Linked DNA regions of Mus musculus: all the other regions are linked to region 3. A link is a loop called in an ENCODE intact Hi-C map of the cell type or tissue named here. Cell type or tissue: heart. All regions are shown on one strand.

Evidence for each region. Peaks named below come from ENCODE experiments on the same cell type or tissue, not always from the same donor. Only the 100,000 strongest peaks of a DNase experiment are listed, where the experiment ranks them.
Region 1: a loop joins it to region 3, with 2.5 times the contacts of the local background. A loop is called at or near these places in 2 of 42 quality-filtered maps.
Region 2: a loop joins it to region 3, with 13 times the contacts of the local background. A loop is called at or near these places in 10 of 42 quality-filtered maps.

What each region holds. Positions count from the first base shown.
Region 1 is chr14:73,094,274-73,102,273 of GRCm38, forward strand. Gm35388 (a long non-coding RNA gene) reads right to left here. Exons shown (of 3, transcript XR_383585.3): 2 at 6,630-6,792; 3 at 3,124-6,066. Among named protein-coding and RNA genes, the nearest start is that of Gm35388, 4.7 kb to the right of the region's middle. In heart, a CTCF peak has its summit at 4,645 (motif pointing left); no DNase peak of the experiment used is centred here; H3K27me3 peaks cover 2,112 bases.
Region 2 is chr14:72,598,744-72,606,743 of GRCm38, forward strand. It overlaps Fndc3a (fibronectin type III domain containing 3A), which reads right to left. Exons shown (of 26, transcript NM_207636.2): 4 at 323-399. Among named protein-coding and RNA genes, the nearest start is that of Fndc3a, 110 kb to the right of the region's middle. In heart, no CTCF peak of the experiment used is centred here; DNase peaks (open chromatin) are centred at 4,348 and 5,648; H3K4me3 peaks cover 1,700 bases; H3K27ac peaks cover 1,543 bases.
Region 3 is chr14:72,706,190-72,714,189 of GRCm38, forward strand. It overlaps Fndc3a (fibronectin type III domain containing 3A), which reads right to left and starts at 3,814. Exons shown (of 26, transcript NM_207636.2): 1 at 3,529-3,814. In heart, a CTCF peak has its summit at 3,327; DNase peaks (open chromatin) are centred at 3,782 and 4,332; H3K4me3 peaks cover 2,499 bases; H3K27ac peaks cover 1,679 bases.

The sequences.
Region 1 (8,000 bases), 390 kb after region 3:
TTAAAATAAAATAGAAGAAGAAGAAGAACATTTGGGAGAAACCCAGCCAATCGCCAACATAATGAAGAATAAGAGCCACCCACGTCTCCTAATAAAAAGCATCAGAATTCCGATGCTTACCTTACAAGCTTCCCCCAAGAAAACACAACCATATAGAAAAAATTAAACATTACTCTGACTGTGGGCACCTTGACCAAAGCAACTTGGGGAGGAAATGGTTTGTTTGGCTTATGTTTCTATATCACCGTTCATCATCAAAGGAAGTTAGGACAGGAACTCAAGCAGGGCAGGAACCTGGAGGTAGGCGCTGATACAGAGGCTGTGGAAGAGTAGTGCTGCTGCCTGGCTTGCTCCCCATGGCTTGCTCAGCCTACTTTCTTATAAAACCCAGGACTACCAGCCCAGGGATGGCCCCACCCATGATGGACTGGACCCTCCCCTAAAAATCACTAAGAAAATGCCATTCAGCTGAACCTCGTGGAGGCATTTTCTCAATTGAGACTCCCTCCTTTCGAATAAGTCTAGCTTTTGTCAAGTTGGAATAGAACTAGCCAGCACATAAGCCAAGTCCAACTCATATACTCATGAACCCCACAGAATACTGACTGTCCTTCTAGAAACTATCAAATTCCATAGCCCCTCAACTAGGGGTGGAGGATTCATAGTAAACTCTGACTGGCCTGACCTTGCACAGCTGCTATGAGTACAGCAGTGCAGCTGTCCTGCCTCTGGATTTGCACCTTCCCAGCCCCTCCTCTATAATGGTCCTTGAGCCTCTGGAAGAACAGGTGTAATACAGACGTCCCATTAAGACACAAATCCTATTTCTGCCAACACTCACCAAATTAACAACCAAGCAATTGAAAGGGCATAAATCCACATGTATAAAGAAACACAAAAGCTGGTTGTAGTGGTACTCACAACGAGCACGCCATGGAGAAGTGCTTCTAAAGGAGACTCGGATAGGAAGCGAACCCGCCAGTTAAACATGTGGAATTAAGACATTTTCCGAAGCGTGACGACTAAAGAAAAATTGTTTCCTGTGTATGTTTTCTCAGGAAGCCACCACAGGATGCAATTAGTCAAAATTATAAATACACAAAGGAAAACAGTGTGCAGGAAGAAACGGCAGTGCAATAAACATAAAAGTTGAGTCCTGGGAGACTGGGAGAGACAGTCAGGCTATCGGTGGTGCCCACCAGTGGAGGGCGGGACACCCACAGCACTCAGTAGAATGGATACAGAATACAGAAAGTTTCCACCACACGTTCTTTTATGGTTGAAAACAGTTTTTGCTACCCTAGGTTTTTTTGTTATACCAGATGAATTTGCAAATTGCCCTTTCTAACTCTGTGAAGAATTGAGTTGGAATTTTGATGGGGATTGCATTGAATCTGTAGATTGCTTTTGGCAAGATAGCCATTTTTACTATATTAATCCTGCCAATCCATGAGCATGGGAGATCTTTTCATCTTATGAGATCTTCTTCGAATTCTTTCTTCAGAGATTTGAAGTTCTTATCATACAGGTCTTTCACTTGCTTAATTAGAGTCACAGGGGAAATTTTCCTAGACAGAACACCAATGGCTTGTGCTGTAAGATCAAGAATTGACAAATGGAACCTCATAAAATTGCAAAGCTTCTGTAAGGCAAAGGATATTGTCAATAAGACAAAAAGGCAACCAACAGATTGGAAAAAGATCTTTACCAATCCTAAAGCTGATAGAGGGCTAATATGCAATATATACAAAGAACTCAAGAAGTTAGACTCCAGAGAAACAAATAACCTTATCAAAAGTGGGGTACAGAGCTAAATAAAGTATTCTCAACTGAGGAGGCACCAAATGGCTGAGAGACACCAAAAAAAAAAAAAAAAGTGTTCAACATCCTTAGTCATCAAAAAAATGCAAATCAAAACAACCCTGAGATTCCACCTCACACCAGTCAGAATGGCTAAGATCAAAAATTCAGGTGACAGCAGATGCTGGCTAGGATATGGAGAAAGAGGAACACTCCTCCATTGCTGGTGGGATTGCAAACTAGTACAACCACTCTGGAAATCAGTTTGGCAGTTCCTCAAAAAACAGGACATAGTACTACCTGAGTACCCAGCAATACTACTCCTGGGCATATACCCAGAAGATGCTCCAACATGTAATAAGGACACATGTTCCACTATGTTCAAAGCAGCCTTATTTATAATAGCCAGAGCTGGAAAGAACCCAGATGTCCTTCAACAGAGAAATGGATACAGAAAATGTGGTACATTTACACAATGGAGTACTACTCAGCTATTAAAAACAATGAATTTATGAAATTCTTAGGCAAATGGATGGATCTGGAGGATATCATCCTGAGTGAGGTAACCCAATCACCAAAGAACACACATGATATGCACTCACTGATAAGTGGATACTAGCCCAGAAGCCCGAAATACCCAAGATACAATTCACAAACCACATGAAACTCAAGAAGAAGGAAGACCAAAGTGTGGCTACTTCAATCCTTCTTAGAAGGGGGAACAAAATACCCATGGAAGGAATTACAGAGACAAAGTTCAGAGCAGAAATTGAAGGAATGACCATCTAGAGACTGCCCCACCTGGGGATTCATCCCATATACAACCACCAAACCCAGACTCTAATGTGGATGCCAACAAGAGCTTGCTGTCAGGAGCCTGATATAGCTGTCTACTGAGAGGCTCTGCCAATGCCTGACAAATACAAAAGTGGATGCCCACAACCACCCATTCAACAGAGCACAGGGTCCCCAATGAAGGAGCTAGACAAAATACCCAAGGAGCTGAAAAGCTTTGTAGTCCCATAGGAGGAACAACAATATGAAGTAGCCCCAGAGCTCCCAGGGACTAAATCACCAACCAAAGAAAATACATGGGACTCATGGCTTTAGCTGCATATGTAGCTGAGGATGGCCTAGTCAGTCATCAATGGGAGGAGAGGCCCTTGGTCCTGTGAAGGCTTTATGCCCCCATATAGGGGAATGCCAGGGCCAGGAAGCGGGAGTGCATAGATTGGTGAACAGGGGGATGGGGAGAGGAGGGGGGTTTTCGGAGGGGAAACTAGGAAAGGGGATAACATTTGAAATGATAATAAAAACAAAATAGAAAGTTTCAGAGATTCAGGTTTTATTGTGTTTAACAGATTACATAAGGTGTTTAGAAAGGGAAAGGGGGTTGCTACAAAGATAAGTACATTTTCAAAGTAAGAGAAGCATCCTGTCTGTGCAGATGAAATATTATATAAAAAAGGGAATACATTTCTTAGTGTGTGGCTCCACAGTAGTGTTTCTGGAGCAAGGGGAAACTGAGGAAGCTCTCTAGTGTCTGCTGCTTTTAGTCACTTGCTTTCCTCACCAACAGGTGACAGACATGAGCCGTGTGCTCCACACAGCTTCTCTGTAGAGAACACTGAGAACCACAATTTCCAAGAGACAAAAAGCCAAAGCTATAGTAACTGCTCTCCAAGTCCGATGAACTGGCCAGAATGTCTACCGTTGTAGAGAACTATTATTATCTTAGGCTATTGTCAGTCCCCTTGATAGCTGTTCATTGTCCATAGCTGTGTCTACCCTACTACCTTTGCGACGTATTCAGTAAATCCCTTTGGCCACCATAAAGTGTCATGGCCAACAACACCTGCAAGCCAAAAGACAGGTTAACACTAGTGGGAAACACAGCACCAGCTTGCCTATGTTTTACATAATACAAGAGCCTAAGGGTCGAAGATCCAAAGACGCTGAGGAAACTTCCTGATTTCTCTGCTCAACACGGAGACAGGGACAGCCAGATAGACTCATGCTGAGTGGAAAGGTAGGAGTTCATAGAAACACGCAGGATGGTGGAAACCGCCTAGGCCAACATGCTCCCGCAGGTGCTCCACGGCCCCTTGGTTACAGCATTTCCCCCTCCTAGGTCTGAAGCAGGACCCCTGCAGACTCAGAATCCATCTCACTGTGACCAGATCCTAAGCGCCAAAACTGGGGCAAGTTAAACGAGTGCTTCTCACCTTTGTGGCTGGCTTTAGGGAAGGTGACCACTGGTTTCTTCTTTAACTTGCTTTGGGACGGAGTGAACAGTGAGAGGTGGGGGCAGGAGAAAGCCAGAGGAATGTTTGTTCTGAGCCTACTTACTGTGTTTCGCTTTGGGAGATCACTTCCTCATCCGTAACATAATTTAAGATGGAAGCCCCAGCTTTGTATCTGCCTGATGAGGTCGGTCACCTTTACGCTACCAGAATCGAGTGTGGCCACCCTTGCACTACCTGAGCAAACCAAGCCAAGTGGGAACCCAGGCTGCCAACCCATTCTTCAAAATCCAGTGCAGAACCCCCCTGGAAAAACTGTCTCTTTCATAAACTAAGGTGGTTTTGCCTTCATGACTCCTTCTCTTATTAAATAAATAAATCTGACAACTAGATTGGTACAAAGATTAATATAAAACAGACTGGATTCGTTGCTATGTGTTTATTTATTAATACTATTTTGGGTCTTTCTTATTTTAAAAGAGATTAAGGGCTGGGCTCCGGGCATCGTGCTACAGGTAAAAGGGAAATAGACCCTGAGAGCATGACACAAGAAAAAGGTCCAGGCAAAGGGTGTGCTCTGCCGCCCCCTGCTGGCCTTTGTGAGAAATTTTTACAACTCAGGAAATTACAAAGTCTCTTGAGGCCAGGCATATTTGCAGTGCCTGTTGCAGTTTGTCATGAACACTTCAGTGTTTTAGAAACACCTTAGAAACCTCACTGAGTTTCCACAGGCTGTCTAAATCTTTTCGACTTCCTGGGAGGCCAGGTTTATGTCCACTGATGTCCAAGAATTCCAGAGATTAGGGTTTGAGCTCAAATTCACCCAGGGTGACTTCGGTAGCCCAAGAATCCATGACCTCGGAGTCTGGTATTATTTCCCTGTCCTGTCAACAGATGAGACCCGCAGCCATTGTGGGCTGGGTGGAAACTGTGCCTGCTTCTTGTCATCCTGGCGCAAGCTCTCCCTTTTACCTCCTACCTTTTCTGGAAAGGAGACATCAATAGTCAAAATGGTGCGACACTGGGACCCAGCAAACACATGCTGATCTGTGGCACAGACATCTGAGTTTGTGTGGCTTCTTCTTCTAGCCATTGTAGTTTACTCTGGCTGCTGTAACTAGAAACACTAGGAAAAGAGTGGTCTGTAAGCATCAGAATCATATTGCTCCCAGTTCAGGAGGCAAGCCTAAGATCAAGGTACCTGCAGATTCAGTGTCTCCTGGTTCACAGATGGTGACCTGGTGATGTATCCACACACAGCAGAGGGCCAAAACTGCTCTGGAGTCCGAATTCCATCATGAATGATCTATTCTCATGACCTACTCATCTCCCAAATGCCCCACCTCTATTGTGAATTAATTAGCCCACTGCTAATGGACAATTCCCCAGCGCGCTCACCCGGACAGCTAAGGGCACATACCTTAGGAGGTAGAGCCTACTTGAAAGAACCAGACTTCCTGCCTCCTCCCATAGACATGGGGTTGTTACCAGGGAACACGCATGGTTCCCTTCTGCAAATCTTTAGTCTCAGAGATGAAAGACTTTTAAAATGATGCCAGAGGAAACTCAAGGACAATTTTGTTACAGTTGGAGAGAAGAGGGAGGCAGGCAGGCTTAGCAACAGAGTGGCACAGGGACAGGGGTTCTGAGACAGATAGACAGACAGACAGACAGAGACAGAGACAGAGGCAGAGACAGAGACAGAGACAAAGAGACACAGAGTCCCCCAAGAGGGTCCAGGCGAGCAGGTTTAGGGTTTTAGTTGGTATATAAAAGGAGGGGGGAAGCAAAGTTATGTTTTGTGAGCTGGAACTCAGCAGAAGTTTTTCAGTGACTCCAGGGAGGGAAAGACTTCCTGTGTTCCTGAGTCCGCATCTCATCCCAGGGTAGGTATCCTTCCATCTTTCTAACAGGTATTCAGCTGCATCAGCTGTTTCTGGAGACTATCCTCCTGGCCAGGTGATTGACAGGCCCCTTTGGATCACTCTTAAGGGATGGGCAGCTTCCAATAGCATGTCTCCACCTAGGGACAGAGGTTCAGCTTGGATCCACTTCTTTTGCTAAAACCTCATGAAAGAGAGTAGATTAAAAAGAACTAAAGAAAGAATGATAAAATCTGTGAAATGGGCACATTTTACCATGAGGAAACAGCCTTCTTTTGATGGGCTTCCACAAGCCCAGCTGCCTCCGTCTTCTTCCCTTCCTGAGCTGTTCTAAGTCTTGAGGAGGCACAGTTGTGACATTCCTCTCTCCTTTCAGTGGCTTTCTAAATCTTAAGGAGGGTGATCGTGGTATTCCCCCTTTGCTTAAGGTTGATGTGCTAACAGAGACACAGGAAGTGGGGGCCCAAGGAAATTCGGAGAGGAAAGGACCCCACTCCTGACCTTCCAGCCTGCTAGGTAACTAACTACCTGCTGTTCTACCTAGTTTGATCAAGGGCCTTCCTGCCACAACACTCTGCCCACCCCAGGTCCAGAACTGATGAGACCAAGTGACCCTGGGCAGCTCTGAACCCTGAGACAAAATAGGTCTTTTTCAAATACCTTATCAGAGTCCCAGAAAGGTGTAGAAAGATTCTCTACTCACCATTACTTGGGGGTTAGGATACAACATCATCTCTTTCTGCCCAAAAGATTTTCTCTGGCATTGCTGTGTAGCTGGTAGAGTCTGGTCCACCGGCCTCAGAGCCAAAGGCCAGGGCTCCACCTCAAGAAGTTCCATGTTGCTGCAGTGACATTCACACAGAGCCCTGCATCCCAGGATCCAAATTCAGATAAAGCCACAGCCCCAAATTCTACTTTCTTTTCCTCAAGCCGCGCCTGAGAAGGATTTGATAGGTGACAGAAAATGACATTTGCATTTATATAGAAGCCCAGCTTTTCATTAATTAATCAAAGTGCTAAGCCACCTAAACAAATCCTTCAGGGAAAGCTTGCGAGCTAAGCCCTGGTGCACCTTTGAAAGGATGATTTCTGATGAGGCCAAATCTGGCATCAGGCTGTCTACAGCTTGCCACCTTTTATCTCTCTGATAGGATTCATTCACTCTGCGCAGGAAGGCTCTGTCCGTTTATTCCAACATGGAGAGTCTCCTTCCCACTTTCTTACCTTCCTTCCCGCCTTTCTGTCCACTCTGTGAGCAGAGCACTCCATGGTTAAAAGGAAAGAAAAAGTCTCAGGGCAGGGGGGAGGTGCTTTCTGAAGTAAATGAGAAAATCGAAAACCATCCATAAAGTATGGTTTGAATACCCACCCCATTGGCCGACTGGGACGGACGCCACTCCAAGGCAGTGGACTGAAGTGTCTGAGACACTTGAAATCACAACTGCACCTCTGGGTTCCTGAGACATACACTGGAACACACTGAGGAAACTTCCAGTAAAGGGCTTGTTGCAAAAATGTATGGAAGCAAGACTCAAGAGATTGGTATATAATATAAGTAGGAGTGGGCCCCAAACTGTCCACCTAATAGAGAAGTTATCTCAGGGAGGCAGGTATTAATTAGACTTGGCAGAAAGATAGGCAGAGAACAGAGGGGCAGGGGGTAGATTGAGTTGAATACACTTCAAGCAAGCAACATGGAGGGCATCTTAATGAATAGATAGATAGATAGGTAGATAGATAGATAGATAGATAGATAGATAGATAGATAGATAGATAGATAGATGTGTGTGTATACATACATAAATTGTGTATGTGTATGTATGTGTATACATACATATATGTTTATATGTGTATATATAATATCATATATGTGATATTGCATATATTATATGTGTATATAATATATGACATATATTATATAATACAATATATTGTTAATATAATATAGATTATATATTGTTATAGAATATGTGATATGGTGTATAATTATATAATATATTAATTATACATTATATAATTATATAATAATTACATTAAATTACATATAATAATATACAATATATAATATGTGATA
Region 2 (8,000 bases), 110 kb before region 3:
ATGGAAGCAATTTAACTTAGTTACACAATTTGCATATTCAAGGAGACAAAACACTAAAATTTCTTTTGGAATTTAGTGCCCAAAGGTAACTCTGAGTGGTGAATACTACCAATATTTTCTTCCCTCCTTTACAAATATAGTAAAATATTTAAAATGGATTTACTGAAGATACTCCTCTGGATAATATCCAGACCTTTCACAGCATATTTTCACCAGAATCAATGTCAAGGAAAGTACCTACCTACCTACCTACCTACCTATTAACTATCTACACATACACACACACACACACACACAGCGAAATAAAACACAAAACGCATACCTGTGGGGCATATCCAGGAGGCACATAAATAGGAGGCACGGAACCATTTGGGGACATCATTGGAACCTGAGCAGGACCTGAATGGGTTACAGAAATGATGCAATAATCCATCAGTGCTTAGGAAGGCGCAGAACAATATGATTACTTCACCTAAGCTGAACATTAAGCTAATAGTGGCTGTAATCTTATACGGTGGAAAGAAATGAACATTTCTGAGTTTTTATATACCATTTACTTTATGTTTTATGTAACACTTTAATATAAGTTATATATAATAACACATGTGAGTTTTTATGTAACATTTACTTTATGAAGTATATGTATTATCGTTAAGTACAGCTACAGTTCTCAAACTTGCTCAGTTTTTATACTTATGGTTATCACTTAAAACCTAAGATTTACAGGCTTTCCAACATAGTCAGTTTATAATCTCAAATCATTATTTACTGTACAAATACCCCACGTGACTCTAATGATTGTGCAACTAGGAAAATCAAACTGAACTTTGTATTTAAAAATAAAAATCAATTAGAAATAGAAAATGAACCCCCACCACCACCACACACACAAACTCAAAGGCAGAAGGGGGAGTAGTGAGAGGAGGAATAGTAAGGTCTTTGAGGGCTTCTTAAGGGTAAAGACTTGTACAGTGTAGAGGGGTCCTGTCTGTGGGCTAAGTACAGTTGGAGGAATGTACATGTGCATTCCTCTGAGAAAAGGTTGCTTTCCCTGAATATATTCTAAACAATGTGAACTTCATTTGCACTCTGTCTTTTACTTTTATGGTATCATCTTTCCAGATAACCTTTATAAATGTGATCTTATTCTCTCTTCAACTTTCTAAGAATAAAATAAGTACTCTTGAAGTTTTATTCTTTCTAGAACAAAACATCACTTGTTTTAAATAATTTTTTAGAAAAATATCTCATTTGGATCTTTTTTCTCCCAGTAACTTTAGACTGCAGTATTTCATTTGCTCCAGTTTATAATCATTTGAAAGATCAACAGATCTGGTAAAAAAAAATGTTGGGGAGTGGGGAATGACCTCTTTTACATGCAGAGAATCTGCTGGTGAAGTGAATGGTATCACTGGTCAGGGCCACTGTGACTGAAAGAAAAACAAGGAGGTCCCAGAAAATCCAGATTCCAGCTTTTCTAGGGAGGAGGAGGGGAGATCAGAGCTACCTGGGGCGATGGATGGGGGCCTTGAAGAAAGAGAACGGAAAACGTTAAGATACTGGGCTTCGAGAATAAAAGTACTAAATCATGGCAAATAAGGGGAACTGAAAAGAAAGGGGAGGGAGAAGAGGAAGAGAAGAAAGACAAGAGAGAAGCAGGAAGGGAGGAAACATTAAATAGCGAAAAGGAGGGAATGCAGAAGGGAAGAAGGTAGAGATGGAAGGACAGAGAGCAAGAACAGGCCGAGGTGGTTACTAGAAAGTAAGCAGAGCGAGTGCAGACTTCTGCAGTACACTGTGCCACCTACACACTTGTCCAAAAGAAACCTGGAAAATGCACGGAGCTGCAGTGCTCAGGCCTGGCCAGCAAGTGCTCTACAGCTAAGTAACAGCACAACCTCCAAGTAAATGAAGGTCTTCTGACTATTACCTTAAAACTATGTTTTACGTGAGTGTTTTGCCTTCATGTGTGCTTATCTATGTGTCTGGTGCCTGTGAAGGTCAGAAGAGAGTGTTGGATCTCCGGGACTGGAGTTATGGATGCTTGTGAGGCACCATGTGGATGCTAGAAACTGAACCCAGGTCTTCTGTAAGAGCAACAAGTGCTTTTAAGTCCTGAGTCACCCCTCCAGCCCCTCTAAGTATTATCTTAATCATAATTCATGAACACTAATACTATAAGCCACGTTTTAAATGTACTTTTTCTCTTCATAATCATTTAATCAAGCAACTAAATTTAACATTACCCATTTTCCGGAGAGAAAATGAGGCAGAGGGAACTTAACTTTGCTCAAGTGGTTCAGTTGGAATTTAAAAGCTAACAGTTTCATTTCTTAGGATATACATCACATGAACATTGAAATGCTTCTCACTGTCAGTAACTGCCATGAGTCATTAGATCTTGTCTTTAAGGAAATTAAGTCTACCTTTGTTTTTATTTCCTTGAAAAACATAACAGAAAGCAGGACCACAATTCTAAATTTAAGTAAATGCTACCTATTAATTTGCTAAACAGCATTTGTGAGATCCTCTTTAAAATCTCTATTTAGAAAGGCTTCATTCAAAATACATTTCTGCTCTCTGGAGAAAGGGGAACAGTTGTACACTAATGGTCACTTTATTCATTAACTAATTCACATAAACCAGTAAACTAGCCTTCTAAATTGTAAGATCCGCCCTAGATATTATTTATAAAATGTGGAAATTGGCTGAGAACTAGAGATTTTATTGAAAATTGCATTTGTTTACTTAGTCAAGGAAACTTTACTGAGCTCTATGTACTAAGCTTAGACTGCAGGCTCTTTGCACCCACTGCCATGCTGAACCTTGTGTCAAGTCATTAATGCCAGACAGAGATTGATGAAGATGATGTGGAAATGAAAGAAAGCAGACAGGCATCTTCAAAGCAGAACAACTAAACCCGGTGTTCTGTTTCTCTGTGGCTATTAGAGCAGTAACTTTCAGGCGATGCACCCACACTCCCATCTCAGCCTCCACAATGCTAGGATTACAGACATGTGCCACTGGACTCAGCTCACAGTTTACTTTGATAGCTGCTGGAACAAGTCATCATTTAGTTTCACAAAGGACTCCTTTATGACGTGATCACTTTGACTACTTAAGTAAATTTTCTAGTTCGGAGGCAGAAATGCCACACAGTTAGATTTTAAAAAGATAATTTATCAGTGCTATGTACATTTATCTAAAATAATGGTGGGATATATTCAACACTGAACACAAACCTGCCACACCCCCAATACATAGACAGTAAACACAAGTACTGATATTCAGATCCACAATGCTGGCAGCACCATGTTGCTTGTCCTGCATCAAACTCTAAACCCTGGACACTCACTGACACAATGCCTGACTACCTCTCAGGTCCAACAGTACTTTCTAACTCAGAAAGTTCTAGAAAATTAACTGCAAACTGTCTTAAATTTGTATGCAGCAAAGCAGACTGTGTCCAGGGAAGAAGCAAACCTGTTATAGGAGTACATAACATGTCCACCTGGCACAAGAAAGCTGTACCTGAACAACTGTAGCTACACCTAACAGCTCCTTCAGAATTGACAAGCTTTAGGCAAAAGCTACCCCAAAGCAGAGTGATTACATTACTGTTAAGGGCCTACTTATTTTTAAAATCTGCAAAAGTGGGTACAATTCTGTTTGTCATTTGCCTTAAATATGAAAAACTTCCCATCCCAATTCTTAAAGGTACCATCAATGATTTATACCTAGTTCATTTTACCTAACATAAACTAAACCTATCGTCTTTCTTAATCTACCATTCATATTCAATTTTTTCTTTATTTCTTTTAGAAAAAACCCAAAACTACAGATTTGTCTAAGCATTTAAAATTAAATAAACAACGGACTGCTGACTGCTGACTCCTGCCGCACACAATGGCTTCCAAATTACCTGATGCCAATTTTCTGATCAGTCTTAAAAGAGAAAAGACGAAAAAAATCAAGAGGCCAGCCAGAATGGGGCATGCTATGAGATTTAAAATCACTCTAGCTCATAGAGTCTACAATTTTCATAACCACATAACAATATGTAGTATTTCTAAAGCGAACAGATTTGGCACTAAAAACACACAACACGGCTTTAGGTTAATACAAAAGCTTCCTATGTTTTCAAATAAAAGCGAATGTTCAAAATCAGCAAATCTTACCACTCATTTTGTTTCTACAGGAGCAGCAGCCAGCGAACAAGAAAACCCAACAAGGAAACGGCGTAGTACACGTTAGCAGCTTTAATTGGAGAACAGTTTCGCTTTTTTTTTTTTTTCCTCAAAGCTGGTAAGAGGAAAAGATCCTTTGACCGAGTCACGTGACCGGTATCACATGACCCGCAGTGAACCGGGAAAGACCGGGAGAGGAAACAGCGCAGAGGGTACGCTGGGGCGCTACTGAAACAAAACACTTAAAGGCTTCTTCAGCTGCTTTCCTGACTGCAACGCGTTCTGCCTTAAGAGCCAAAGTAAACCCTAATCAAAAGAACCTGGTGGATAGGCACGCGATGGAAAACCATCCTCTTTGTGTTCGCGGTTTGACTAACGCAGCCTGCTGCTTTTTCACATAGAAAGATTGGGGTAAAATGAATTCAAAGCCTTGATCCAAAATATGAGTGTATAGTTTGTGATCATTTCATGCTCGATACTCAAGCTATGCCTATAACACACAGAGAATTGCCCACACAATAGAATTAAATGACAAGTTCCTTACAGGTGGAATATATTTCAGGCTTGTTTTGTTTTTCCTTAAAAGCTAATGAAGGCTTCTGCTTTTATAGTCAGTGTACTTTGTTTTTAGTGATTATTTTAAAAATAGAACTTACTCTTGACATTAAGGAAAGATCCTTGGTGGATAGTATTCTTAAAGCAGGAATGTGAAAAATACTCAGTTAATTGAGGTGAAAACTTATTCTTTTGGAAAAAAAATACGCCCCGTAAATTACTTAAGAGGGCATATAAGTTCAGAGGAACTTTATCAACTGCTTACATACACAAGCAATGGCTGGGATCTGTGACACGCACCACAGTGGGGAAGATGGATTTGGGTACTAGGTGATACTAAAAGTTAAAATGAGCTCCGATACTTACTAGCATGGCAAATGTACTACTATTGGGCTCTGTCTCCTGTGGAAAGGTTAAAATGATCAACCTCAAAGCACTGTTGCAGAATCAAGTTAGACAAACTAGTACATGAAATACACTGTTTAGGACCTCTCAGTAACTGATAGTTATTGTAAGTAAAAGTATGATCGCTGACTCTCAAAACTAAAGATTACACAGTGAGACGAACCATGTGGAGTGTCCTACTTGTTAACGCAAACTGAGGTATCATTACTAGAGAAGCTGAGGCAGGAGCAGATAAGTAACTTGAGGGTACATAGGCAAAGGCAGGGTTGCTTCATATAATCACATGTTAAAGGCCAGGCCCTATTTAAAGGCCCAGTGTCTTTCCTGAAGAAGAAAAAAAAAAAAAAAAAAAAAAAAAAAACCTGGCAGGACACACCCCTGGCAACTTGACTCAATAAAAGCAAGTCAGAGGCCAGAGGAGAAGAGACACTGGTTTAAAGTGGAAAAGGGTAATAGCTGACCTTTTATTCCATTATGAATGCATTTCCCCTGAGGCTGTGGGATGGGCGCTTACTTCCCTGTTCTCTCTCACTGCGCCACTCTGCCCTCCTATGCTATTTTGACAGTCAGTGAGTTGTTTTTTTTTTTTTTTTTCTTTCTGCCCCAACACTTGCTGTCAGGTCAATGACTTCAATGTCCAAACTCTAGATCTATGATTTCTCTGCTCCTTTTCCTGCTGTGTTCTTAAAGCTTGAACTTATTTCTTACAACTATAAGTACATCCTGTTTCACAGCTAATCTTACCAAAATCACTATAGAGAGACCTAATACTCTTCGTTTAAATTACTATTCTTAGACCTGACCTTGATCAAACCGTACCTTATTTCACAGCTCAAATTTTTTAGGATTTTCACAGCATCAGCAGATTCCAACGCTGCACAGTCGTTGCCTCGGCTAGTTGGTTAGACAATATTTGATGGCAGCCATTAAGCACACTGAAGTGACTTCCCTAAACCTAAGCAGTAGAGCCCAGTGATGGACACTGCTCTCCATCGAGCCAGGTTGTACCACTCAGGTTTCTGCTCCTCCTAAGGTTGCTTTTATTCTTATCTTTACAGTCTTCTAGTTGAGAAGGATATTAATGGTAGACTACTAGTTCTAGTTGAGAAGGATATTAATGGTAGACTACTTCGCTAGCCTAACAATGCACAACATCCTAGATCTGATTCCAGTATCATGAAAAAAAAAACATAAGAGGAAAACTATCCTTTATATAACCAATTAATTTACTTAATTTTGAGGCTTATAAAAATTAGATAGTATTATCTTCTGTAACTTCTTCCTCCACATGCTGGATTCTGTCTAGGCATTTGGGACAGATTAGTAAATGAGAATGGATAAATCTTACATTTGAAGAGGTGGCTCAGGGTAAAGGTGTTTGCTACTAGCACTTGACAGCCTAAATTCAACCCCCAGTTTCCACATAGTGGACTAACACAACTAGACTCCTGCAAATTGTCCATATGCACGGCTTGGCACTTAACACCCTTGTCTTAAGGTTTCGTCACTATAAAGAGACACCATGACCACAGCAACTTTTTTTTTTTTTTTTTTTTTTTTTTTTGTTCTTCTTATGGGGTTGCCATTCCCTTTAGCTCCTTCAATCCTTCTCCTAACTCTTCTATAGGGGTCCCCCACCTCAGTCCAATGGATGGCTGTAAATATCTGCATTTGTTTCAGTAAAGCTACAGTAACTCTTATAAAGGAAAACATTTAACTGGGACTGGCTTACAGTTTCAGAGGTTTATTCATCATGTCAGCATTCAGACCAACATGGTGTTGGAGACAAAGCTGAGAGTTCTACATCTTGATCCATAGGCAGCAAGGAGAGACTGTGCCACACTGGGCCTAGCTTGAACAACAAGCTTCCCAACCCCCTAGTGGCATACTTCCTCCAACTAGGCCACACTCCTGATAACACATTTCCCTATGGCCAAGTATCCAAACACATAAATCTATGAGGGCCATTCCAATTTAAACCATAACCTCATTTAAATTTTTTAAAAATAGTGAATACATAATAAATCAGTGTGAGATGAACCATAAATGTTTGCAAGTATGTATGTTGAAAACATGTGTGAAGGTAAATAATATGACCAGTGATGATTCTCAGTTTCACTGAATGATCTTTTTTTTTTTAAATAAGAGAAAGCATCCAATATCAATGCCTAAGGGACATGACAGGATGCTTAAGCTGCCTTAGAATACTAGAGTTACTAGAGGAACGTGGCCAGACAGGTAGTGGGGAGACAGAAAAAAAAAATGGTCTCCTGGGCCTTGTAAGATACTGTCAGATCTTTGGCTTTTACTGTGAGGGAAACAAGATAGCCACTGATGGACTTTAAAGAAAGGAATTCATCTAATTTATACACATTGCTTGCTGGACTATGGTACAACACTTAAAAACCCTAAGTTAAGCCTTTTTATATAGGCCACAATCCAGTAATAGAAAGCACAAAGAACTGGACCTAAAGTATCCATGCAATATGAAGACACTATGAGCCCCAAAATGGATGAAATGGGTCTGGGGATAAGGAGATGCAAGATGTGGACATGTGACATTTGAGATGTTCCAAAGGCATCAGGATAAAATACCTCATCCTAGAGACCACTTAACTATTCTGGGATTCAAAGATATAGTCTGAGAGATAAATTCCATTGTCTGTGATGAATGGGCATTTAACCCATGAGACTTGATAACATCAATAAGAAGTGGAGATTCTAAAGGGGAGAGATTTCCGAGGTCTCTTGGCCCACACCTTTGAGGTACTCTTCTATACCCAGGAGGAAAAATTCTAGACTTAGGATTATGTATGTAATTGCTATTTTTGAAGGGCAGTACCAAATACTTTC
Region 3 (8,000 bases):
GGAGAGGGTAATGGAATATACAGAAATATGTGCACTCACCCCCCCACACTCACACACATATATATACATACACCCAGACACACACACACACACACACACACACACACACACACACACACACACACACAATGAAAGCAGAAAAGGCATTTGGGGGAAATGGAGACCCGCAATTAGCAAGGAAGAGGGTCCAAAGATGGTAGTGGGGAAGAAAAATGAGCCCAGTAAATGATACATATGCGTGAGAATGTCATGTCAAATTCTATTTTTTGTATGCTAACTAAAAATGGTGAAAACAAAACAAAGTGGTATATGGTTCTGTATTACTTTCATAGCCAAGTTCCTGCTGATGACAAGCAAACTTTCTTCTCCAGGGCTTCTTCCTACTTGACTCTTCACACCTCATGGGGCCTAGCTCCAACCTCTGCCTGATCTTCTTTTTCTTCACACTTGTCCTTGGATGCTCCAGAACCTCTCCTCTCACTACTACCTCCAACTCTGCCTGTCACTCTCTTTTGGAATGAGTTTTCCTCTGACACAGAAACTCTTCCTAAATTTCAAGTTGGACTCACTCCAAATGCCCAGACGGTTGTAGCCCTCCTTCACAGCACTTTCAGTCACAGTGGATGCTACACACTTTAAAGATATTGTGCTAAGTTTTTGTTAATGGTCTCCTTTGTTATTGTACACTTCTCAGATAATTTGTAAATTACTTGAAGGAACACATCCCACTGCTTTTGTATCCCTTACTTTAAATAAAAGCTCATCATTCTCTGAGTCTAAGCCATCTCCTCCCAAGCACTATCGTGCAGCAGCTATCTTGTGCAGAAAACTAGCCTAAAGCTTGGGAGTGGTTGATAGGGGATGGGGATCATCAGAAGATGAAACTCACAAAGAAGTTACTGGTAGCCCAGAGGCCGCATGGCAAATGTACACAGTATACATTAAGGCAAACAAAACCCAACCAGTTGGAGAGAAGGTTAAGGATACTGATATAAAAAGAACTCTGAAATAAAGACTAGAGGATTAAACAGGATAAACACTCACAATACATGTAAAAGAACAAAATGTGCCCTTTATCTCTGTGGGTCATCAATTTCTTTGTAATAAGGCACTCTTGATACACATGTTGTACCAAAGTGATCAACTAAAGTACTATAGGACTCAATGGACAGAATTCTAAAGCTGACTTTTTTTTAAACACTCAGAACTTATTTTAGTAATTCTTGTTTTAGAGATAGCATTTAACAACAAAAACCAACGAATTGCTTATCAATACCAGGCTAATAAACTTGGAAATCATATGCGCGTCCTTATATCATGAACCAAGACAAACCCAAAACTCATTTTCATGAAAAAAAAATGCAGTAAGAATGTTTTGCTTTGAAATACCTATTTTGTTTACATCATCAAATGATATTTTAACACTACAGGCAAAATATAAGATGAATAAGCCATATATATGCCAAAAATATAAATATTTTCAAGTAGAAATATTACATATGAGTCTAAGCTATGGCTGAACAAATCATAAATTAAATGTCTTTTACTGAAGTCAAGCTAAAAGACAATATCCATTACAATATTCTTTATTTTTCTCCTGTGTTTTCCAGAATCTCTCAGCCTACATCTCACTAGACAAGGAAAGCAGAGAATTTTTTTCTTCATTTGTATTCAATTTATAGAAATATAGAGATGTAAAAAGGAATCATTAAATGTATGGTAAAATAAATCATCTCTCAATTACATGAAGAGGAAATGATGACACATCACACACACACATACACACACACAAAATCTGTGTTTTCAAATGCACACCATTAATTTGGGAGAAGAAAATTCCCCTTACAATCATGCTTCCCTGAGGCTAGTGTTAATTAAGCATGAGTTTCTTTTTCCTGACCACTGGTGACGAGGATTCAGACAGAAGGGGAAAAGGAAAGAGTTAAGGCAGAGGCATACAGGTGGCCAAAGGGAAGCAGCCTGAGAGAAAAACGTCCCACTTAACCTACAAAGCAAGCCTGGAGAGGATCTATGAAGATAAAACAACACAGAGAAATTTAATATGAAAATGCTAAAATTTTTAAACGTAAAACCTAAACAAGATTTTTCTCCCTATCCCCTTATCTTCTCTCCTCCCTTCAGAGGATGTTATTAGTGGTAAATTACAAGAGGACTAAATTTTTTTAAAAACCCAACGAAAAGCCATGTTTTAAAAGACCTTATCATTGCTTTCCAATAGGCCCAACACCTGTCTCCATGGGTAACTGATCTCATTAGTTGAGAAAAAAAAAATCAATTTAAACAAGAAAATGTTAAGAAGGCAGGGGGGTCATCTCTCTGGAACATTTTTAGGTGACTTAAACAACATTTCCGAGATGACAAGAATTACACACTCCGCAAATACACACAAACTAAATATTTATCTAAACACGGGATATGAGCCAGAAATCTCAATTTGCTTCTGTCTGACATATGGCTCGGTTTTGACTGGCATATGTTTCGTACTGATACTGGCAAAAGCATAGTGATTCAAATATTACAGAAAAGCTTCAACTGCTCTTTCATTCTTACAACTCATCTTAGCCAAGAGGCTGAGAGGCGATGCTTATTTGCTTCTTACAACACGCACAAACTTGGGTTTCAAGAACTGAAACAGACCACAATAGGATGCAGCAACATCATTATGTGGCTCGGTGTTTTTTAAAGTCTACCCGTGAGCACTTCAAGATTATAATACAAAAAGAGGGAAAGCCTTGTCCGCCTGCCACTGTCAGTTAGTAGACGGACAGCCGAGAAGGTGCCCAAAGGAACTTACAGTCTCACTAAAATAAATAATCTCTAGCTCACCATCCTTAGCACCCTCAGCAATCTCTCTCTCTCTCTCCCTCCCTCTCTCTCTCTCTCTCTCTCTCTCTCTCTCTCTCTCTCTCACACACACACACACACACACACACACACGAATACCCCCCAATGCTTTTTATGAAAGGTGATAGTTTAATAAAACTACAATTACCTATCACACACGGTAAAAGCAGCAAGCGCTAGCGATCTGACGTCGAAATTACTCGCTCCTTTTCCTTCACCCAGCGCGTGCCGCCCTTTCCCAGAGTCGTGTCAAAAGTTCACCCACGCAGGCTGCCGAGCTGGGCGAGCACCGCAGCCTCCCTTCCTCCTCGCCACCGACCGAACAGGTGGTTGCCTTACCTGGGGAAGAGGAGCCGCCAGGCACCGGCTGCGGCGGCCGCCCGGGCGGCCAGGCAGGCGGGCGCAGACCCGAAGGGCGTGTTTTCGAGGATTTAACCCTCAGGTGCGCAGGCAGCGCTCCGCTGTCGCCGAGCCCCGGCAGGTGTCGCGCACGTCCCCGCCGCGTCCCGGGTCCGTCACCCCGCGGACGGCGCGGCCTCGCGTGGGGGCGTCGCCCGTCCGCCCGCCCTCCCCGACGGGCTCAGCCCTCCGGCGGCGCGGCCCGCAGCCCCAGCCTAACGGTTTCCCCGACGCGGGCTCCGGCGTCCCCCTGCCGGCTCTCACCTCCGAATCCCGCCGCTCCGAAGCGAAGGAAGGCGGATCCCCCACCCCGGGCGTCTCTCCTGCGAGGCTCCGGCTCGTCCTCTCACTCGCTTGGCGGTGGGCCGGGGCTCCCGCGGCCGCCGCTGCGCTGACTGCTGTGGAGGGGGGTTGTTGGGGAGGGGTGTTTCCCGGCAGTGACGGCGCCGCCGCCTCAGCCCCGCTCTTCGCTCCCTCTCCGCGTAGCTCCCGCTTTCTGTTTCACCCGAGGGACCGCGAATGCCGCCGCCGCCATGATTACTACGGAGCCGGGAGGAGGAGCCCGGAGTCGGCGCGCCCAGTGCGGCTGCGCGAGCCCCGCCGACGGCGCCCCCGGCCGCCTGGACCCGGAGCCCCCGCGCGCGCACACACACACACACACACACACACGAGCTCGAGCGCGCGCACCCGAACCCGCTCGCCCGCCGCCCCGCAAGCCGAGGCTTCCCGGGCCCGCAAGTGTGTGTGGCATGCGAGCTCCGGTGCCGCTCTCCCAGAGCCCGGGAACTGTGCGGATGATTGACGTATCCGGGGCCCCACACGCCATTCCGAATGCAGTTTAGAAAGCGCCCCCCACCCACCGCCCCCAGAGACGAACCGTGTCAGCCCCTCTCGGCAAGCCCCAGAACTTAGGATGCCGGCAGGTGCTTTTAGAGGCAAGCCCCGGACGGGGAAGCGCCCCGAAGTGGGCTCAGACCTTCCCACTCCCAGACGGTTAGAGCCCCGGCATTTTCTAGCACCCACGAAACAGATTTACGTCTTTCAGAAACGCACAGCTTAAAGGTTCTGGACTCGGACCAGCCGAATCTAGTGGAAACCCGTTACCTTGACGTCTGCCACCGCGGAGAGCGAAGCGGAGGCGGCGACAATTTCCTTAAGCCTCGAGCGATGGGGGGGCGGTGGGGGGGACGCTGCAGTAGCGCCTGAGGGCCGGCCCGGACTGCTTACTTTTGCAGTTTCACCGGAAGCCTTAGGGAGAGGGTCGTCTTTGGGAACCTGAGTCCTCCCCCTGTCCAGCCAAAACTGGTGACTGATGAAACCAGGTTCCACGTCTGACTTGTAGTTCAGTTTATTGGTTGCGCTGCGTTTTAAGGTGGCAATCTTTTTTTTTTTTTTAATCATTTGACAGAAATCTCTCGAAGATGTACGAATTTCTTACGTTCTTAAAAAAGAAAAAAACAAAACAGAACTGGATAATGAAATTCTTAGTGGATCATTGAATATCAAATAAGATACTCAGACAGTACCAAAGTCCCATGGGATTGCAGAGGTGTGCGCGAGTGTATAAAATCCCCACCTTGGTGCTGTTTTATTTGCAGTGTTCTTACTTTTCTTAAAGACCCCTCACTTGGCTTGTGTTCATCTGCCTGTACATCCACTTTAACCATTTCTATTTTCCTGTGGTGGTGTTTTTTAAGCCCCGCTTTCTTCCTTCTCCACCTACTTTTTGCTATGGCTGCAGGCAATGATTGATCCGATGTTTGTATCCACAGCTAGCTAATGAGAGGTTATTTTTCTTCCCGTCAACAAGTAGGATAGTGATTCTATCAAATTGCATCTTGAGATATTTGGGGGTTGGGGAGAGGGGGCAAAAGTCCTTTCCCTGAGAGAAATGTTTCATTTTCTTAACTTCCAGCTTTGGCCCTCTTCCAGACAAAATTACTGGAAAGCTGAGCTTGGAATAACAGAAGTATAACTGCTCATTGTTTTGCAATAGGAGAGTTTATATCTGAATGTGGAGGACTTGTGTGGCTTCCCCTTACTGCTGCCCAACTCTTGTTCGGTTGGAGGCTAAAGTCTCCAAAGTTAACTCCAAACTAGTATTTTCCAAAGCATTGCTCTTGTAAACTTCGTAAAAATGCCGAATCCTACCGCTACTCCCTCAAGATTCTGGTTCCATGATTCAGTGGTAGACAAAAAATAATAATAATGAAAAAAATTAAAAATAAAAAATGAACTTAAGAATAACCTGCATTTTTATAAGTATGTTTAAAGCCCATCTACATGCCACAGGCAAAGTAAAAAATAATAGACTAGTTGAAGGAGACAAGGGCATGTAATTCAAGACATCACTGAAGTAGACCTAGACACTTTGATATGGTGCACAATGCTGTGAGGAGGAGGGGGAAAACTGAGGGATTTATATCCTTTGGGGAGAAAGAAAGACATAAATCACCCTAGCCAGAGAGACACAGGAATCTACGTTGGCTTTGAGCAGACATTTCTTTCCCTCATCAGTGAATAAATAACCATTTCCAACCTTCACCCTCCTTGAGTTCCAGCCACAGTGAACACTTTGAACACCATTCTTTCTTAGACTTGCCTCCTCTTTTCCTGCATACTGTCTCTACTCTCTGCGCATATTCCCATTCTTCTCTCTGCCTGTGACACACCACTTGACCCTCTCCACAGCACCCCAGGACAACTTAAAGTCCCTTTGAAGGGCTTTCCTTAAACTCTCTTAGCCTAGGCTGTGTCACCGAACCATAGTGTAAGCTATCACATCTACTTTCACATCTCTGCTCACCTGGAACCCAGACTCTTGCATTCAGTGCCAAAGTCCTCCACATCATCAGTTTCTTTACCGACGGGCATGCTACAAAATGTCCTAGGTTTGCAAGGTTTGGCCCAACTTCATGGTTTCCTGGTTCTTCAGCTCATCAAATCAAACATCTAACAATCCTTCCTGATATTTCCCTCACTCTGTCTCCCATATCTGTTGCTGTGCCAACTCCTAGAAATGTTTCCTCCAAAACCCCCCTAATGACTCCGCCTCTTTCCTGTCACTACAGAGCTAACTTGGTCTAATTGCAGATAATCTGTGTGTTCTCTACTTTGCAGCCAAAATGATCTTTCAAAAGGCAAATAAGACTATGTCACTTGTTACATAATACTTTCAAATAATTTATTATTACTCTAGAATAAAACTAGAGTTCTTTCGGTGACCTTTAAACACAGTGTCGTATAACTCTTCCCTTGCTTCCTGGGCTGAGGATTTCCTGACCATTTCGGTTTTTTCGGTTGTACTCTGATTGGAATAGTTGTATGCTCTGTATACCCGCCCTTCTTCCTTTTAACCGTTATCCCCTACTTACTCTTCAGGGCTCAGTTTGAATAGGACATTTTCTCGGGGTTCGGGAGAGCAAAATCTAACACCCCAGATAAGGTTAAGATCCCTGATTGATATCAACAATCCCATCACCATGTATTTTTAGTTCTTATGATTTACCACAATGTACAATTACATTTCTGTATATCTGAGTACTGCTCCTGTTGCTCATAACAAAACAGATGGTGTCTATATTGACCTGTGTAGTACCTGGCACATAGAAAATACCAAAAATATTTCCTGAGTGTTGCTGTCCTTCGAGGTTCCTTTTGGTATTTTAGGTTGTGGGCTTATAAAACTAGGAAATGACAGATCACTGTCAGGAGATGGATAAATGAGTTGGAAGACAGATAACCATGGTGTCTCATGTCACCAACAGCTTTCCTTGTAGATTATCTTTCCAAGGACATTTCCTCTCTGGCAGACAGTAGTGTAAAATAGACATAATTTCCCCAGGGGAGGAGAGGGCCCTTAAAAAAAAAAATCACCCAGTATAATAAAAACTCCTTGGTGCAGTCAAGGTTGAGCAAAAGTTTTGCAGGCATTTTTAAAAGATTGAGAGATTCCTAAGCTTCGAGTTCCTTAGCTGTGACTTACAGTCCATGTTGCCTCCTGAGACTATGGAGGCAGGGAATGCATTCAACAATGGAGCACCACGTGGGTCATCTGCCTGCTGTGCTGTGACTCGGTCTTTTGATCCCAAAGTGTCTTATTCTGGCATCTGTAAAACTGAAACACGTTAAGTTAATCCTGCAAAGGATGATAAAATCTGAAACTTTGAAAATTTGAGGAGGTAGGATGGACTAAAAAGAGGAAAAGATGAAGAAGTCAAGTGTAGATATTGGGGCTGGAGATGGTACAGTTGTTAACAGCACTGGCAACTCTTTCAGAAGATGTAGGCTTGATTCCTAGGACATACATGGTCCTCACAACTGTCTCTAACTCCAGCCCCAGGTGACCCGAGGCCTTCTTCTGGCATCTACCAGCATATACTCATACATGCAGGCAAAAACCTAATACACATAAAAATAAACAAAATAATTTTTAAAAGGAAAGTGGAGATTGTCTTTTAGGCCACTTAACAAAGATGAGAGTGGGGAGACAGACAGACAGACCAAACAGAAGATTGACTGGCTGCATGCTGGCTAAATTCTCTGAGTAAGACTACTCGGTCCTAACTGAATAGAGCCAGAGAGAACACTTCTACCATTGGCTCTCACACTGAGTGCAAGGACAGGAGATGAAAATGCAGGTATACACCAGCTGTATTAGTCACTGTTTTATTGCTTTGAGGAGACAACATGGCCAAGGTAACTTAAAGAAGAAAACATTTCACTGAAGGGCTTAC